Regions from separate parts of the Homo sapiens genome. Here all the other regions are linked to region 1. The links are chromatin contacts, found by Hi-C or POLR2A ChIA-PET in ENCODE. All regions are on one chromosome and are shown on one strand. The core of a region is the stretch at or near the end of the contact, and the rest is flanking DNA. Distances in the headings are between cores, read along the strand shown. Region 1 holds the start of MYOM3 (myomesin 3). Region 2 holds the start of HMGCL (3-hydroxy-3-methylglutaryl-CoA lyase). Region 3 holds the start of PITHD1 (PITH domain containing 1).

Region 1 (4,240 bases), core at 629-3,128:
GAAAGGGGTTTTCAAATAGGGCAGGGGATTCAGATTTTGCCTGCAAAGTTCACTTGTGCTCTCTCTCTCCTTCTCTCGAGTGAGGAGTCCCTGAGGCACCAGCAAGAGTGACAGGTGTAGTGTGGGTGGCCACCTGAGGTCGCAGGAAGGGGTGAGGGAGGGAAGCTGTGCTCTCTGGCTAGGGGCCGGTACAGCCTTCCCCTCACCGGCTCATCCTCTGAGACTCGACCCAGGTGCACCTTCCTGATCACCTCCTGTCGTAAGTGCCTGACTTCCCCTGTAGGTTAGGGTCTGGCATAGGGTAGGTGCCAATGAATGTGAGGGGGAAAGAATTGAGACTGAGGGAATGGCAGGAGAGGGCAAAGGGTGGGAAGAGGTGTGGTGCCGAACACCTATTAACCTCAGTAGGGAAGGCACCAGGTTTGAGAGGCCAAAGAAAAGATCCATAGCCAGCAAACGGAACATGGGGGTTTCAGGAGGCGGAGGTTGCAGTGAGCTGAGATCATGCCACTGCACTCCAGCCTGGACAACAAAGTGAGACTCTGACTCAAGAAGGAAAGAAAGAAGGAAAGAAGGAAAGAAAGAAAGAAAGAAAGAGAGAGAGAAGGAAGGAAGGAAGGAAGGAGGGGGGGAGGGAAAGAAGGAAAGAAGGAAGGAAGGAAGGAAAGAGAAAGAAGAAAGAAAGAAAGAAAGAAAGAAAGAAAGAAAGAAAGAAAGAAAGAAAGAAAGAAAGAAAGAAAGAAAGAAAGAAAAAGAAAGGGAGAGAAGGAAGGGAAGGAAGGAAAGGAAGGAACGTGGGGGTTTGTTAGGGGCTTGCCTACAGGAGAGAGAGTCCACTGGTGATGAACTGGACAGGAGAACCGCCTTACATACAGAAATGGTCCAGGGGCGGCGGGCTGGACAACATACCAGTGGCGGCCGACTGGGCAGGAAAACCTCAGCCCCTTGCAAACAGCATGCAGTTTATAGAGCATTTTCACTTTACACCATCCCCTAATGACCTCCACCTGGCAATCTTCATTTAACCCAAAACTCAGGGCCTCAATCCCCTGTATGGCCAGCGTTCCACCAGAAGGGACGGGACGGGGGCTCAGATATTCATCGTAGGTAAGAAACGGGTTGGCTACTCCCCAGATTCCTTAGCTCGGAACACATATTCAGGTCTTCCACACAGGGTCATTCTTGGAGCGTGCTTCAGTTATCCCTGTCAGGTGCGTTTACCCTATAAGAAGGCCCTTCAGGGGACACTCTGGCAGCCTGAGCAGTTTGCACAGTGAAGCAGTAGGTGGCTCCCCAGCTCCTCCTGCCTGCACCACACCACACACACATGACTGTGGTCAGGGCGGGGGCCGTGTAGTAACTACCGGAGTGGTGGAGGGACCAGGAGCCACACATTGCTGTTTTAGCCAGTGACAACTTCTGAGCACGAAACACTCACTTTTAGGTCATATTCCTTCCACCGTCTTCATGAAGTCCAGGTGCCCAGTCTCACTGTCTCCGTTTTTCAGAAGGCAGTCAGTTCAGGGAAGCTGAGCGCCTTCCCCAGGGCACCCAGTCAGCCGGGGCAGAATTCAGATCAGAACTCCCGACAGCTGAGAACGCCGCACGGGATCTGCCCTCCATACGACCATGCCTGAGCCGTTCCCTCCTTTCCATTTTAACAGGGGCTTGGGTTGGGCAGAAAGGACCCAGCTGAGAGGAGGAGCAGTGTGGGGGGACGCGGCGGACAGCTCCACCTGTCGCTGCTGCCCAGCAGGCTGGAGACACGGAATGGCCCCTCCCCTTGGCCCCCTGTCCCCGATGCCATAGTTCTCATCCATTGTCATTGTACTGTCTCAGTGCTGCTATATTTAAGACGGTGCAGTCTCCGGGATCGCATTCTTCTCCCGGTGCCCGCTGAGCCGAGGGCAAGAAGAGAACAAGGACCCTCTCGGCCTCAGGAATCTTCTCCCCAGAGACTCCTAAGTGGGCACACTGCTTCTGTGAGTCACCCCCAGAAATCAGGGTGGGGGAGGGATGCCTCCTAAGAGTCAGCCACTGGGGAGTGATATCTGTGGGTGCATGTGTGTGTGTGTGTGCACGTGTGTGTGTTTGTGTGTATGTGTGTTGTGTGTTGTGAAAGGAGCCTGGGAAATTTGTGCTGAGGCAGCACCCAAGTGAAAATGGGAGGGGATTCCAGAAACCCCTGCCCCATCCCACTGTTCTGTGTGGCCCTGGGTCTTCTGAGAGCTGAGCTGTCTGTGATGTGAAAGTTGCAAAAAAAAAAAAAAGAGTGGGGGCTGCCCTGGGAACTGGAGTCTTTCCTGTGATGGAGCAGCGATAAGCGGGAGCCAGGCTAAGCTGGCAAGTTCCACGAACTTAGAGCGGAGCTGGCTGAGCCCGGCTTGGCCAACCCCACAGGCAGGGAAAGAGAGCGAGCCCTCGGATCCCAAATCTTAGAGCTGGAAGGGATTTCATCCAGTGCCTGACAGGAAACCGAGGCCCAGACGGGAAAGGAGTTGCCTCAGCTCATGACTGGCAAGGGCAGGATTCGGCCTCGCGGAAGCTGGTGGAGCCACTGGCTAAGAACACGTCCCAGCCTGTGCCACCCGCCGCCCGCAGGATGTGTCTCTGCTCCCAGCCACCATCCGCCCCCATCGCAGCTCCTGGAGGGGTCTTGGCTCAACTGCTGTGCATTCCTCTTTCCCTCCTGAAGAAGGGGAGAGGCCTCCTCGGCAGATGGAGGCTTGGGAGGAAAGCAGAGGGGAATAGGGAAGGCCACGCAGTGGGACCTCTGGCCCAGATTTTTGCACCCCAAGAGAGGGAAGCGGGGGCAGTTTCCCCTCCACGCAGGCACACACAGTGTTCCGGGAAGAGGCACCCTGGTCCTTTGGGAAAGGGCAGTGAGGCCGCAAACTTGTCCCTGCTTAATACCACGCATCAGTCAGTGCTTTAAAAAGAATTGGTAGCTCATCCGCTAAAGCCAGGGGTCTGGTTGCTGGAGGCCCCGAGGTCAGGGACGAGCGCCAGGCCCCTGCCTGCTGTGCTAATCGGGAACAGAGCATCCAGGGGAAGGGAGCCAGTGGCTGGTGCCAGGGAATGTTAACTCTCAGCCACTGGAGCCAGGGCCATCGTGTCCCAGGAAAGCTGGGGCAGAGTGGGGGGTCCTTGCTCCACCTAGGGTGGTACCCAGCAGCTCTCCTCCTGGGCCATGAGGAAGAAAGAGCAGAATGAGCAGGGCTAGCCACTTCTTTGGGTGCAAAGAGAACTTCTTCCATCGGGAGGGAGTGATACGAAGCCAAAGAGGGTGACTGTCCCATTATGTCATTTGAGATGATTAGCAGGAGCCCAGGGAGCTTTAGGGGGCAGCCCTTGGTCCCAGCTAACCCTGCAGCCATCCATTCTCTTTTTCCTGATGCCCACAACTGCAGACACCCAAAAGGAGCAAACTTCTAGGAAGTAGAAGGGGTAAAAGCCCACTAAGACTGACCCTCCACAGCCCGAGCCCCAGACACCTCCACCACATGCCCCTTCCAGGCCAACGGCTCTCCAATAAAGCCAGTGGGCTCACCTTCCATGCCATGGACTTAGAGAAATGGTCACCTAGGTGCTGTGTTCACATCCAGGCAGAAGACAGCCTACACATGCACGCACACACACACATACACACACATGCACGCCCACACACACACACGCTGCCACCTCCAGCAGGACCCTCTAGAGAGGCAGGGGCCAGACAGAGCTGACCCCACAGAAGCTGACAGGAGCAGGCCAAGGCAGGCGGTCATCCCTCTTCTGTTTCCATCCCCACGCCTGGGCAGGAACCCTCCCATGCCAGAAGCCTGCAGACCAGGATTCCCACCTGGAGGAGGTGTGAAAGCCATTCCAGGGATTTTAGCTTTAGCATCAGGGGGGCCCTCAGAGACCCAGCAGTGACTGAAGCCCGGATATGAGAAAACTCAGTGCAAAAACCCACAGCCAGCGGGCACACGGGCCTCCCACACCCCTCGTTTGCCTCTCCATATCCATGGATCCGCTTCCTGAGCCTCCCCTGGGTCAATCTGATCCGGCCCCACTGGGCGCCATCACGGGCCTAGACTTGAGCCTTGGGAATGCAAAGGAGATGTGTACATTGCAATCCCCTTATAAGGAGAAAGGCCCTGTGGCCCACCGTGTCCCCAGCCTCTGCCACGGCCTGGCCTTGAATGGACATATGACATAGAGATCAGAAGGGCTAGGGGTTGGGCTAGGGATTGGCTGC
Region 2 (4,700 bases), core at 1,639-4,138, 290 kb after region 1:
AGTATTAAGTCTTCCAATTCATGAACATGGGATGTCCTACCACTATGTCTTCTTTAATTTTTTTCACCAATGGTTTATAATTTTCAGTGTACAAGTCTTGAAAGACATATTTTAAATAATACCATGCCAGTATGTTTGGGCCGAGTGCAGCCCTCTAACACAGGTTTGAGAATTCTGTGAGTAATGCTCCCAGTGTCATGATAGAGAAAATTTCCAGTGCTGCTGAAGCCTAACAGAATAATTATCATGTCTTGTTTTTTCCCTAGATAAAATCTGAGCTCCTTAAAGTCAAGGAAAGTGCCTTCACTGCCTTCCCTGAGAATACCAGACACACAATTAACATCCAACCAGTAGCCCCTGTGACTATTTAAAAATGCAAATTCAATCAGATTTCCCTACTCTAAATCATTCAAAATCACTGCTATTAGGACAGCTGGTATTAGTGTGTTCACCAAAGCCCTGTGACAGTTCCTGCCAAACTCTCCAATCTTAGTAGGAAGTCCCCTTCCTACTCCCTCCCCGCTCTCCAATCATTCCAGCCTTCTTTTCATCTTGCTAAAAAGGTGTTTTCAAACAATTCCAAGTGCAGCCCACAGTAAGAAATTTATTTTACATTGCAACCTTGTTGATATATATAATGAACAAAAGTTTTGCAAAGCAGTACTTGGCTTTACTACTTTTATACATTGTATTCTAATATTTTTCTTATTTATTATTATTATTTATTTAGTTTTTAGACAGAGACTCGTTCTGTCACTCAGGCTGAAGTGCAGTGGCGTGATCTCGGCTCACTGCAACCTCCGCCTCCCAGGTTCAAGTGATTCTCCTGTCTCAGCCTCCTGAGTAGCTGGGATTACAGGCACGCACCACCATGCCCAGCTAATTTTTGTATTTTTAGTAGAGACGGGGTTTCACCATGTTGGTCAGGCTGGTCTCGAACTCCTGACCTCAAGTGATCCGCCCACCTCGGCCTCCCAAAGTGTTGGGATTACAGGCATGAGCCACCACACCTGGCTATTTTTCTTATTTATTGAATAGACTTGGGGTCTCACTTTATTGGCCAGAGTGGTCTTCAAGTTCTGACCTCAAGTGATCCTCCCACCTCGACCTCCCAAAGTGCTGGAATTACTGGTGTAAGCCACTGCACCCAGCCTTTTCTCTTTTATTATTATTTTTATTTTTTTAGATCACTCTTTTATTATTTTATAGAGCAATATTTTATATTTGGGGCCTGGCACAGTGGCTCACGCCTGTAATCCCAGCACTTTGGGAGGCCGAGGAGGGTGGATTGCTTCAGCCCAGGCCAACATGGTGAAATCCTCCATCTCTACTAAAAATACAAACATTATCTGGGCACGGTGATGGGCACTTGTAATCCCAGCTACTCCGGAGGCTGAGGCAGGAGAATCGCTTGAACCCCGGGGTCAGAGGTTGCAGTGAGCCGAGATCACGCCACCGCACTCCAGCCTGGGCAACACAGTGAGACTTCGTCTTAATAAATAAATATAGATGGATAGATAGATAGATAGATAGATAGATAGATAGATAGATGATAGATAGATAAAATTCTAGTTCTTTGTTTTAAATAAAGTTTGTACCCACTAAATTGATACTGTGACCAATTAGTGGGGTACAACATACAGTTTGAAAACAGTGCTCTGGCCGGGGGCGGTGGCTCTCGCCTGTAATCCCAGCATTTTGGGAGGCCAAGGCGGGCGGATCACCTGAGGTCAGGAATTTGAGACCAGCCTGGCCAACACGGTGAAACCTCGTTTCTACTAAAAACACTAAAATTAGCCAGGCGTGGTGGTGCACACCTGTAATCCCAGCTACTCGGGAGACTGAGGCACGAGACTCTCTTGAACTCGGGAGGCGGAGGTTGCAGTGAGCCGAAATCGCGCCACTGCACTCCAACCTGGGTGACAGAGTGAGACTCCATCTCAAACAAACAAAACAAACCAACAAAACAAAAGAGAGAAAAACAGTGTTCTCAGCATTTTCTTTGCCTCAGGGCCATTGCGAATGCTACACCGTCTGGAAAGTTTTTCTTGTATCCTCTTCACCTGGATAGATTTTTTTTTTTTTCAGCCCTTCAGAAAGTACACCTAGATAAATCTTAATCATTTTTTTAAGGTATGAAATCTAAGGATGCCCCCTCTCTGGAGCTGCCTGCCTGTGTTTGAATCCTGAAGATCGTGATGCGTGAGTTAATCCGTGCTAAGAACTCGGAACAGTGAGTAGCAAATCGTTGCTTCTTATAGTGCAAGTTAGAAATGACACAACTGTTTGTGTAACTATTAATATGTGTCTCCTCACACCTCCCACACTCTAAACACAAGAAGCCACAGAATTTGGTTAATTTCTTTTCATGTTTTTGTTTGTTTGGTTTTGGGTTTTTTGTTTTGGACAGGCTCTCACTGTGTCGCCCAGGCTGGAGTGCAGTGGCACGATCTCCGCTCGCTGCAACCTCGCCTCCCGGGTTCAAACAATTCTCCTGCCTCAGCTTCCCAAGTAGCTGGGATTACAGGCGCCCACCACCACGCCCGGCTTTTTTTTTTTTTTTTTTTTTTTTTTTTTTTTTTTGGATTTTTTGGAGAGACGGGGGTTTCGCCATGTTAGCCAGGCTGGTCTCGAATTCCTGACCTCAGGTGATCTACCCGCCTCGGTCTCCCAAAGTGCTAGGATTACATGGTGTCCAGGCTGATTCTGTTCATCTTTATATTCCTAGCGTCTCACTTGGCCTGGCATGGAAGAGGCGCTCGGAATCAAAACGGAGAGAGGCTGGGGGTGGAGCCAGCTTCGGAAGTCACGGCGGAGGGGCGGGGGCGGGGCCGCGCCCACCAGACGAGCCATCGGTCACGCGGGGCCCAGCTGGACTGCCGCGGGGGATTCTGGGCCAAGATGGCAGCAATGAGGAAGGCGCTTCCGCGGCGACTGGTGGGCTTGGCGTCCCTCCGGGCTGTAAGTGCCCCGAGCCGCCGAGGCGGCGGCCCTGCAGGCACTCTGACTGTCAGGGTTGGGGGCTTGGCCCGTGGTGACTGCTCTCTTAGAGGCGAGGCCGGACAGCTCTCAGGCCAGAGTCGGGAGGGCGTTGGAGTCCTGGACCCTCCCTTTTCCCCTCAAATCCTTTGAAGGGGATGGGAAAACTGAGGTCCGGAGAGGTGGAGTGACTTGTCTGGGTCATGGAGACCTGGGACGCCATCCTAGGTGCCCTGATTCCCCGCCCAGGGCCCTTTCCGATGACCCTGGCCCCTTTCTCCCTCTAATTGAACTTCAGACCTCTCCAACTCTTCATTAGTGAAAATCAAGAACACGCTTCCATTTCCTTCGTCTCCATTTCCAACTGTTGTTGCTTTTAGAGATGCTTGGGGAACTATCCCAGCCTACCGAGCGGGACTTGCGTTGATTGGAGCCAAGCTGTGATTCCCTTGGAATTGCACTTTGATCCTGTTCGATCCTGATGTTTTCCCCTCTCCCATTCTCAGCGCAGAAAAAGTGTGGGAGACGTAGCTGTATGGAGCAGAAAAAATAAAAGCTGAAGCTAGGGTGTCCCAATAGTTCTGCCACTTTCTAGACTTAATGACATAGTTATTTACTTTCTCTAAACCTCAGCTCTTTCGTCTGTAAAACGGACAACATTCCCTTGGGGTTGTTTTGGAAATTAGAGAAAATGTAAGTAACACATCTGGCAGTGTTCTGGCTCCTAATAAGTGATCAGTCGGTGGTGGTATTTTTACCTTAGGGAGTTGAGAAGGAGTTATAACTGTATAGAGGGAAAAATACACTCCTGGCACTGGGTCCCTCTCAGAAAGCCACGTTAATATCTTTACTTGGCCATTCACCTGCACCACCTGCTCATGTGTAAAATGAAGATGGCAATTCCAACTTGGAAAGTTAAACGCAATAGTAGATATTAATAAGCTTTTAAGAAATATTTGGTGTAATGAGATGGCCCTCCATGGGGTTCCAAGCATAGGAACCAGTATTAGTATTAGGCCTAGATATGGGTTCAAGTCCAAGCTCTGTCACTTTCTAATTGTGATTTTTGGGTAACCTTTCTGAGGCTTAGTTTCTTCACCTACGGAGTTGGGATAATAATAGTCCCTGGCCTGTAGTTTAACACTGGGTTTAGTCAGTATTCGCTGTTGGTGTTGATGCAGGTACACCATACCTCAGGACACTGTGGCACAGTACTTGTGTGGTTAGGGGGACCCTCTCTGAGCAGAGCTTTACAGAGGAGGAACGGGATGTTTAACCAGGAGAAGACTGTGGACCGAACGAACGGTGGTAAAGAGGCAACAGTGGCCCAGAGGTTAGGAGCTTGTGCTCTAGAGCCACACTGCCAGGTTTAGATATTGCCTCAGTGAGTAACTCCCCATGTCACCTCGGGAAGATTACTTAATCTCTTTGGGTCTCAGATTTCTTTTCTTTTCTTTCTTTTTTTTTTTCCTGAGACGGTGTCTTGCTCTGTCATCTGTCACCCAGACTGGAGTGCAGTGGCTCAATCTCAGCTCACTGCAACCTCTGCCTCCCAGGTTCAAGCGATTCTTCTGCCTCAGCCTCCCAAGTGGGGCCTTAGATTTCTTACAGTAAAATGGGGATGATGATAGTTCCTACCTGATAAGATTGTTGAGAGGACAGTATGGGTTAATATGTAAATGGCTCACCAGGCGTGGTGGCTCATGCCTATAATCCTAGCA
Region 3 (4,635 bases), core at 305-2,804, 330 kb after region 1:
CCTTTGAGGGCCTAAGCCTTTGCCACTTACAGTCTCATCTCAGAGGGGTGTGAGTCATCATCCTCTCCCATTATAATGATGCCTTTGAGCTTGACATTGCCCGTAAATCTGCCAGAATGCAAAAGAGAAGGTTGTCAAACCTGAGTTTGAATACCTGTTTAGTTGTGTGACCCTGGGCAAGACCCTTCCCCTGTATGGGCTTCAGTTTACTCATCTGTCAACTTGTACTAGATAATTTCTAAGATCCTGTCTACCTCTAGCATTCTACAATTCTAAGAAATCTACCTCAATTTCTCAGTTATTGTTCTACAAATACATCTGTTTCCAGTCTGCACCAAGAAAGCTATGATGCTTTCCTCCTCAAACCCACCAAAGTAATTTATCCCATTTCTAGAAGCAAATGTGTGCTCTTGACACCAGTGAATGAATCCATCTGAGGCAACTGGGTACAGCCTATTTAGCCTGAGGTAGGCACCAAGGAGATACTTACGGAATATTAAACAGAAGCTCTTCATCTGCATCACTTTCAACAAACTGGAGGGGATGGGGAGGGGGGAGGAGAAAGCAACAAATATTTGCTGAGAGCCTACAATTTCAGGCATCTCCCACCCTGCTCTACAACTGGGGTGCAATGGGAAGAGTCACTCTCCCTTGGTTTTCCAAGACTTATTAACTTGAAGCTAACCAGTCTTATCCAGTGTCATAACAGCCACAGGCCACCCAACTGGAAGGTTCTTAACAAAAAGCCCATGAATGAATTTCCAGGGTCGAAGAGCCTTCTGAAGTGTGAACTGAAAGGCAGGTGTTTATGTGCATTTTTCTGAGAAGAAGGTCCACTGCTTTCAAACAGATAGCAAAGGGGCCTGCGACCCCACAATGTAAAGAACATTTGCTCTATATGGGAACCACCTTTCATCTCCCTAGGCTCATCTTCACCAGGTAATATGATGAGGCAGCCATTAGCACCAATGGTCCAACGGCCCTCACGACCATCCTCTCTAGCCCACACAGCCCTGGAATAGAGCGTTAGGCTGTGTAGCTTGACAAAACTGTCCCCGTTCCCTCTAGGCCTCAGTTTCCCTATATGCAAAATGGGGAGACAACGCTGCTCGCCTCCCAAAGAGCTGGCAGGAGACAGGCACGGAAAAGCGCTTGGCAACCAGGCTGTCGTTATTCTTAACATCAGAAATGAGTAGACCGACGGCCCGAGGCCCCACACGCACCCTGCCCCGCCCGCCCCAAGCCCCAGGCGGCCCACCTTGGAGCGGTCGGTCCGCTCCTCCCACGGCTTGAAGACGCCGCGGCCGCTGCCCTCGCGGCTCTCGTTAAGGCATTGCAGCCGCTCCAGGTCGATGCGCAGGTACAGGCCGTAGGCCAGGCCGCGCTGCTCGGGCGGCTCCTCCCGTTCGGCGGCGCAGCGGCAGCCACCCCCGCCGTGGCTGTGACCGTGCGACATGGCAACGCCGCCACCTGCGCGTCCTCTCGGCCCCACCGCCGCGCTCGCTCGGCTCGGCTCGCCTCAGACCAGCTCCGCGCCGTTCAGCTCCGGCAACTAAGCGCGCCGCGCCTGCCGCGTCGTAAAAAGCGCCGCTGCGCGGCGCATGCGCGTGGGGAGAAGGCGGGGGGGCGGGGGGGGTGGGGTCGAGCGGAACTGACGTAGGACGCGCGCCTCCCAGGTGCCAGAGTTCGTATATGACTCCAGTCCTGGCGCTGGATGCTGCTGCTGTTCCAGCTTCCTAGGTGTGGAAACTGAAGGACCAAGAGATTAAACAGGTGTGCTGAGTAAACTCACAGGCTGAGATTCGAATTATCCTCCCCCGACGAGGATGGAGCCTTCGCTGTCTTCCTTGATCGCCACGTTTCTTTGCGAGCCGATGAAGGAAAGCGTGAGGAATGATAAGGCCCTGGAGACTGGAGAACGCGAGCTTATCGCTGTCTCACATGCGCACGGCTTAGACGTTGAGAGCTCACAGGCCCACTTGCATAACCACTTTCTTGATAGCGGGGTTACAGCTTGAGAGCATGGGGCTTTGTGCACGGCCAGACCTAAAGACTACTCCTGGGTCTGCTACTGGCCATTGTGACACCTTAAGTCATTTCCCCTATTCTGAGACTCCGTTTCCCCGTCTGTAAGGTGGAAAGAATAGTATCTGTTTCATAGGATCACAGTGAGTATTAAATGAAATAATGCAATTAAAGAACTCAGCAGGCCGGGCGCGGTGGCTCACGCCTGTAATCCCAGCACTTTGGGAGGCCGAGGCGGGCGGATCACGAGGTCAAAAGATCGAGACCATCCTAGCCAACATGATGAAACCCCGTCTCTACTAAAAATACAAAAATTAGCTAGGCGTGGTGGCGCGAGCCTGTAGTCCCAGCTACTCGGGAGGCTGAAGCAGGAGAATCGCTTGAACCCGGGAGGCAGAGGTTGCAGTGAGCCGACATCGCGCCACTGCACTCCAGCCTGGCGACAGAGCAAGACTCTGTCTCAAAAAGAAAAAAAAAGAAAAAACTCAGCAAATGGCTGACACATGATGGGCATTCAGTAGCCGATGGTTATTACGGTCAAATCCAACCACAGCAACTTACTAGCTGCGTGGCCTTGGGCAAGTGACTTGATCTTCTGAGACTCAGTTTACCCCCTGTGAAGTGAAGGGATTGGACTAGATGATCTCTGCGTTTCCTCCCCCATGTGATATTTCAAAGTACTTTTTTTCGAACAGCTGGTTGTGGCCTGTCAATAGGTTTTAAAATCCGTTTATAGAGAATTGTGATCAACATTTAAAAAAAAAATAGAATACAAAAAAAAAAAAACCCAGAATGTATCACACATTTCAAGTCTCAATTGATGAAACTTTTGTTTCAGTTTTGAGTTTGTATTCAGACACAATATGATGTGTTTTTCATATTGTGGGTTGAGATCAAAATAATTAAAAGTCACTGTTTAGAGGTGAAATAATCTTGTTTTCAGGATAGAATGTTTTCCTACTCCCTGGTGGGGAAAAGACAGGATACAGAAAGAGAGTTATGGGATACCCTGGCTACCCTCTTCCCTTCACATCTGGCTCTGGAGTGCTCAGTGGGGCTGGTGAAGTATAGACCAAAATATCCATTTTTTCAAGTTCCATTCAGAAATATTTTCTGGGCCACATGCAGTGCCTCATGCCTGTAATCTCAGCACTTTTGGGAGGCCAAGGTGGGAGGATCACTTGAGCCCAGGAGTTTGAGACTAGCCTGGGCAACATAGGGAGACCCCATCTTTACAAAAATAATTAAAAATATTAGCCCAGCATGGTGGCTCATGCCTGTGGTCCCAGCTATTTGGGAGGCTGAAGTGGAAGGATCTCCTGAGCCTGGGAGGGTGAGGCTGTAGTGAGCTGTAATCATACCACTGCACTCCAACCTGGGTGTCAGAGCAAGACTGTCTCAAAAAAATAAAAACAAGAAAAATATTTTGATGTCCTATTTTAGTTACTTGTGCAATAAGCAAGCTTGGTTCTGTTTCAAAATAGCTCAGTGCCGTGAATTATTCCTGCTTTTAGGTCACAGTTTCAGGTAAGGGACCTGGAATGTGGCAAACAGTAAATGTTTACTTGACTGATATACTTGGTAGCCTTTCTTTGGTAAGAGTGTCCTTTTGAAGAACCAACTCAGGCCTTACCCCGGAGATCTACTCATTTTGGCTTTTTCCTGTTGCCTTCATTAATGATTTATTTGAGCACTGTGTGCTAAGCACATTATGTAGTTCATCTCAATTAATTGTCACATGAACTTTAAGAGCTAGGTACAGCCAGGTGTGGTGGCTCACACCTGTAACACTTTGGGAGGCCGAGGCGGGTAGATCACTTGAGGTCAGGAGTTTGAGACCAGCCTGGCCAGCATGGTGAAACCCCGTCTCTACTAAAAATAGAAAAATTAGCCAGGCATCGTAGCGTGTGCCTGTAATCCCAGCTACTCGGGAGGCTGAGGCAGGAGAATCGCTTGAACCCAGGAGGCAGAGGTTGCAGTGAGCCGAGATTGTGCCACTGCACTCCAGCCTGAGCGACAGAGCGAGACTCCATCTCAAAAAAAAAAAAAAGAGAGCTAGGTGCTATTACCTACTGTTATCTCCAATTTGAAGATGAGGAAAACTGAGGCTGAAAGAGGCAAACTAACTTGTCTGAGACTAGGTAAAGTTAGGAGGTAACCAGGCTTTGAACACATCCTGTAGTGTTCTTGTAACACATCAGTAGTTTCCTGGTTAGGGTGGGGAGGTTGAGGCGGGAGGTGCACACAAAGTAAATATGCTGTATCAATTAGCTTATGCTGTGTAACAGATTACCCTAAAACTTTGATAGCTTTAAACAACAAACATTGATTAATTCGCATGATCCTGTGGATTAGCTTTTCTGGGCCAGTTCAGCTTGGGCTGGAAAGTTTGGGATGGTCTCACTCTCGTCTGCTTGATGCTGGCTGTTAGCTGGGATGATGGGACCACGTGTCTCCAGCAGACAAGCCTAGCTAAATTACATGGTGATAATTGCAGAGTTCCCAGGAGCAAGAGAGGGCAAGACTCAATTGCACAAGCACTTTTTTTTTTTTTTTTTTTTTTGAGATGGAGTCTTGCTCTGTCACCTAAGCTGGAGTGCAGTGGCACAA

Evidence for each region. A loop is a pair of places that touch in the nucleus more often than their neighbours do. ChIA-PET counts read pairs that join two places held with the same protein, here RNA polymerase II (POLR2A). Pooled maps may share reads with other maps.
Region 2: a pooled map shows a loop between it and region 1 (2.9-fold over the local background). The contact joins the promoter of HMGCL here to the promoter of MYOM3 in region 1. A Hi-C loop is called at or near these places in 1 of 37 single-sample maps with no recorded cell type and 2 of 50 pooled maps. POLR2A ChIA-PET finds 5 or more read pairs at or near these places in 2 of 52 experiments (K562 and Panc1).
Region 3: a map of sigmoid colon shows a loop between it and region 1 (3-fold over the local background). The contact joins the promoter of PITHD1 here to the promoter of MYOM3 in region 1. A Hi-C loop is called at or near these places in 2 of 168 maps with a recorded cell type or tissue (B cell and sigmoid colon), 2 of 37 single-sample maps with no recorded cell type and 20 of 50 pooled maps. POLR2A ChIA-PET finds 5 or more read pairs at or near these places in 1 of 52 experiments (MCF 10A).

What each region holds. Positions count from the first base shown.
Region 1 is chr1:24,109,773-24,114,012 of GRCh38, reverse strand. MYOM3 (myomesin 3) reads left to right here and starts at 1,878. Exons shown (of 37, transcript NM_152372.4): 1 at 1,878-1,982. RefSeq lists an enhancer at 1,168-1,676.
Region 2 is chr1:23,823,617-23,828,316 of GRCh38, reverse strand. HMGCL (3-hydroxy-3-methylglutaryl-CoA lyase) reads left to right here and starts at 2,888. Exons shown (of 9, transcript NM_000191.3): 1 at 2,888-2,961. The coding sequence starts at 2,902. It overlaps LOC105376861 (a long non-coding RNA gene), which reads left to right. Exons shown (of 3, transcript XR_947068.2): 2 at 2,134-2,233; 3 at 2,729-2,777. RefSeq lists an enhancer at 2,019-2,887.
Region 3 is chr1:23,775,337-23,779,971 of GRCh38, reverse strand. It overlaps PITHD1 (PITH domain containing 1), which reads right to left and starts at 1,554. Exons shown (of 6, transcript NM_020362.5): 1 at 1,259-1,554; 2 at 491-534; 3 at 31-108. The coding sequence starts at 1,456. It overlaps ELOA-AS1 (ELOA antisense RNA 1), which reads left to right and starts at 1,675. Exons shown (of 4, transcript NR_038280.1): 1 at 1,675-1,773. RefSeq lists enhancers at 1-624, 1,878-2,830 and silencers at 1,175-1,224, 1,315-1,624.